2 separate regions of the Homo sapiens genome follow, and region 2 is linked to region 1. A link is an interaction called in ENCODE POLR2A ChIA-PET data of the cell type or tissue named here. Cell type or tissue: OCI-LY7. All regions are shown on one strand.

The links. ChIA-PET counts read pairs that join two places held together with the same protein. Peaks named below come from ENCODE experiments on the same cell type or tissue, not always from the same donor. Only the 100,000 strongest peaks of a DNase experiment are listed, where the experiment ranks them.
Region 2: POLR2A ChIA-PET joins it to region 1 with 6 read pairs; 3 of 35 experiments call an interaction of 5 or more read pairs at or near these places.

What each region holds. Positions count from the first base shown.
Region 1 is chr1:218,215,796-218,218,295 of GRCh38, forward strand. No RefSeq gene overlaps it. Among named protein-coding and RNA genes, the nearest start is that of RRP15, 68 kb to the right of the region's middle. In OCI-LY7, no CTCF peak of the experiment used is centred here; a DNase peak (open chromatin) is centred at 1,436; H3K4me3 peaks cover 1,269 bases; H3K27ac peaks cover 2,500 bases.
Region 2 is chr1:218,291,447-218,293,946 of GRCh38, forward strand. The region is part of intron 1 of RRP15 (ribosomal RNA processing 15 homolog); the gene reads left to right. Among named protein-coding and RNA genes, the nearest start is that of RRP15, 7.4 kb to the left of the region's middle. In OCI-LY7, no CTCF peak of the experiment used is centred here; no DNase peak of the experiment used is centred here.

The sequences.
Region 1 (2,500 bases):
TGACTCTCTCTCTCTCTCTCCCCTCCAACCCCATCTCTATTTCTTTCTTTATCTATCTCTCTCTATCTCTTTACCTACCTATCCATGTTGGTAGGTTGTGTATTATACAAAAGTAACATCTAACCAGTTAAAAGAGAAGTAATTCTTTGACTGTGGGTCAGGTGTTCTGATTTTCATTATCTAGCTTTAATTTTAATAAAATAGCTCACCTTCAAGAAATGTCCCAAAACTTCTAGCTAACAGCAGGTTTATTTTTATACTTGCTCAATACAATATAATTTATAGGCAAAATATATTCCTCTAATCTCAGTCACTTCCCAATTTAAATGTAGATGCAACTTACAAAATATTTGCTAAAATTTTGTTGTGACCACACAAAAAAAAATTCTGTAGTTTGCTTCTCTGTTTTTGCTTTGTCCAAATGACTTCATATGTTGAATTCAAATTCTCAGCCCAGAGATTAATATTTTAAAAAAATGCCTACATATATTCATATTTATCTAACAGAACATTTTTGAGGACCTATTATATACTAGGCACATTACTAGTTCCTAAGGATAAACAAAGGTTTTGAAAATATCTCCAATCTCTAGAAGCCTACAGTGCATGGAGGCTGATAATGTTCACATTCAGTGAAATAACATCCAAGAATGCTGAATCCAATGTTTGCTACATAGAAGGCACTCAACTAATATTAGAATAAATAATCAGTATGTGATATGGTAATTACTATTTTACTGGTTTATTCAGAAACCTCATTCAACATCCTCTTTGCATCTGAAATTATTTTATACAACACAAAATTACAAATATATTAACCAAATACATTTTTATTTACAAAACTAACATCTCTAAAGTCCACAAGCATCTAACACATATCCAGAACAGATATGAGGAGGGAGGACAATTAATGTTATATTAAATAAAAGAAAACTGATACATAGAAGCAAATTCAAAATCTAAATCACTGCCATTATTTTAGCTATTTTGTTTTTGTCCTAGTGCTAATGTCACCGAATAATTTTAAATGGCTTTAAAGTAGCATGTTTGTTGTTTTGCCACAGATTAGGGAAATCATGGTTTACTGGCCAACTCACTGACCTTCCAAAATCCTGAGTTAAAATCCTCTTAGCACAAGTTGTTTTAATGTGAACTTAATACAGAAACTCAGAACCTGAGAAAGGAGATCTGAAAGGCACCTTTCTGAAAAACAATTGATTTGCTTCATTTCATTGAAATGGCTAATGCTTTGATGGTTCATATTTACAATGGCTTGTCCTGCTTTTCAATGGAGTTGATATGTTGGAGTCTTTAACACCATAAACTTGATCAGAACTTCCTCAGTAATAAACAGACGGGTTTAAGGGGTGTGCCCCTCCTCACCAGGCCTCCGGAGCCCATTTGCGTACCAATTTGTAGCTAAAGACATCGAGAATGGTGTTCTTCATGCTCAACTGCCCCAGGTAGTTGAAAATAGTTCTGGGAAGCTCAATATGCAAACTGGTTAGGAGCCTGAAAGGCTTCAAAGAGAAGAAAATTTGACCTTCCTTAGTAAAAGGCTATTGCTCAGTTAAATTCACTTTTAGGTAGGGAATTTCCATAGCATTTATAAAACACATGAAGAATGTCATTTTCCTTTAATTGACTTCCTAAACAACCCAGAAAACTAAAAGCTGGAATTCTAGTTTGTACGTTTTTTCTAAATGCCAAAGACGTGTCAAATTTTGTATCTTACTTCCTGGGTCAAAATGTGTCAAAATTTACTCTTATGGTGAATCCCATGGTTGAAATGCGTGCCTGTTAAAGAGCCAGGGACATCAAGGGACACATACCTCTCCTGTACATTAATGCATATAACACTGAGGCTGAAACTTCAGCAGCTATGGGTTTGGTTTTTGTTTGTTTGTTTGTTTGTTTGTTCTTCCTTTTCAACTCCACTCTTTTGGAGTTGTTCTGGGTAAGTGTATTTTCTTTCTTTACTTTTGAACAGCAGATCTGATTTACTTGGGGTCACTTTGGAATAAAGCTAGTTGAATTATTGAATTAATACAAAATGCTAATTCACTATGCTCCTCACCTTTTTTTTTTTTTTTTGTAATACCAGGTTTTTGTTGAACAGGTATATCCTATACAAGGCTCAGCTCTCACGCAGTTTATTTTCCTATCAGTTTGCAAAGGAATTTTGCCATGGCAGCATTTGGGTCTGTTATAGTAAGTTCAGGGTTAACCTAACCGAGTCACTAACAAAAATTCCTACCAATACCCTAAAAAGTAAAATAAGTCCACAGGGGTCATACCTCAGTATCCAGGGATAGAAAAAGTATCCTCTGCCGGTCTGCAGAAAATCCTTGACAACTAATACCATCCCAACCCCTCCACACTCCTGCCTACAAAGATTTACCTTAACTCCTTATGGAAAACCTCAGGCCAAAAATTAAGGCACATTTTTCTGCCTTATTGTGAATTCTTACTCAATTTCTCACCTAGATTTCAACAAAAT
Region 2 (2,500 bases), 76 kb after region 1:
AAATGAATAAATAAATTTTAAAAACAAAACTCTGAGATTAAAGAAAAAGGAAAAAAAAAAGAAAGAAATCATTGAATTTTCCTTTTTTTTTTTTTTTTTTTTTTGAGATGGAGTCTCGTTCTGTTGCCAGGCTGGAGTACAGTGGTGCTATCTCGGTTCACCACAACCTCCGCCTCCCAGGTTCAAGCAATTCTTCTGCCTCAGCCTTCCGAGTAGCTGGTACTACAGGCACGTGCCACCACGCCCGGCTAATTTTTGTATTTTTAGTAGAGACGGGGTTTCAACATGTTGGCCAGGATAGTCTGGATCTCTTGACCTCATGATACACCCACCTTGGTCTCCCAAAGTGTTGGGATTACAGGCGTGAGCCACCGCGGCTGGCCCCCCACTCCCCACCCCCTTTTTTTTTAAGACAAAGTCTTGGTCTGTTGCCTAGGCTGGAGTGCAGTGGCATAATCAGAGCTCTCTGCAGTCTTAACCTCCCAGGCTCAAGCAGTTCTCCCACTTCAGCCTCCAAAGTAGCTAGGACCACAAGTGCGTGCCATCATGTCCAGCTAATTTTTCATTTTTTGTAAAGATGGGTCTCACTCTGTTGCCCAGGCTGTTCCCAAACTCCTGGGGTCAAGTGATCCTCCTGCCTCGGCCTCCCGAAGTGTTGGGATTACAGGCATGAGCCACTGCACCCAGCCTTCAATTTTTCAAACAACAAACTTTAATGCAAACTCATAGCACCATACATTTTGGGCATACTGTACTGTTAGAGGAAGTGGATAATAATAGTTATATTTAATATACTTTGTTGATTCATTAACATTTGAACTCATGGATGGCCAATAACGTGCCTGAAAAAAGCTTATTCAACACATATTTTCTCTGAGAGGCACATTGCATCCTTGTGCTTAGGGACACTGCACAACCCGTCAGCATTATGCTTGTGGGCCATTTTAAACATTGCTGTAGCCAAGAAAAAGCACAGAAATGGAAAAAATGTGGCACTAAATAGCTGTAGGAAGAACACCAGTTTACAATGAGAAAGTTAAAACAAGGCAGAGTGTCTCCTTCAGCCTCAGCTAGGAGTGTGCATGTAGGGAGACTCCAACCCTTCACTGCTCTAAGCATGTCTGTGAATGACTGCAAAAGTGCCATGAGTATTGATTTGGGGTTACGAATACATTTTACTGAGTTAGTGAATTCTCAAATACAGAATCCACAAATAACAGTGATTGACTGACTGAATCTCCTTGTAAACTGGCAACAGTCTGCATACCCAACCTGTGTGATCTGACCACTGCTTGCCTCTCAGGCTCACATCTTGTCATTCCCTAGACGACTAGGGTCATAGCATTCTGAACTAGTTTCTGGAATACAGTCTGCTCTCTGTCTTTCTAGTCGTGCTTATGGTACTCTATTGGCATACTCTTTTTATTCTTTACTTTCTCTTAACCAGCTTTTCTCTATCCTTTAGGTTTCAACTTAAATGTCTCCTCCACTTTGTCTTTTACAAATTTTCCTATCTCTGCAATATAGATAAATAATAAAGGATCATATATTTTACTTATTATTTTAAAACTTTTTTTTCTTATTTTTTTTTTTTTGAGACAGGGTCTTGGTATGTTGCCCATGCTGGTGTGCAGTGTGGCATGATCATAGCTCACTGTAACCTCCAATTCCCATGCTCAAGCAATCCTCCTGCCTCAGCCTTTTAATAATTGGGACCATAGGTGCACACCACCATGCCTGGTTAAAGAGTCCTTTATTTAATACAGTTAGTAATATAGGTCTGTTGGTTAAAGATGGGACAATTCTTCTTTGGCTTAACTCAGAATTTGCTATTTAATATAAGAAATTGCTGTTTTCCGCTCATGAAATTAAGTATTTCTGTAAAGGTGACCCATGGAGGTGGATTTTCTAGTCAGGTAGTTGTATACATGTGGTCTTGGTTAAACTATTAAGTTATCAAAAACTTTTATATGATAGTACTGAGAAACTATAAAGGCAGAGTCTTCAGACCTATGAGGAATCAGTGTGTAAATTACAGATATATTTAAAGAGTACTGACTTGTTTTATCAGGAAACTGAATCAGGCACTTATCTTTGAATTTTAACTGGATTATAAAAATTGATAGGGATGTGCCCTATATCGACATTTGAAAAACTTCCTTTAGTAAGACGCTACTTGAGTTTCATAGAAAACCCAGATATAACCCATATGTTGTTTGAATTTTATTTTTCTGGCTTTAATTTCTTTTCACATATTGTATAAGAAAAGTAGAAGAGTGTGCTTTCATGAGAACAAAACTCAAAACTCAAGTATTGTTTGTTAGACTGCAGAAGTTTCCTAAGTTCCATGGGGACAGAGACCTTGTTACTGTGAGGACAGCTATATCTCAGTTTGACATAGAGCCTGATTCATGGTGTAGTACTTGATATCCATTTATTCACTGAATAAATTGGAAATTTCTCTTAACATGATTTTTTTAATACTCTTTTCTCATATACT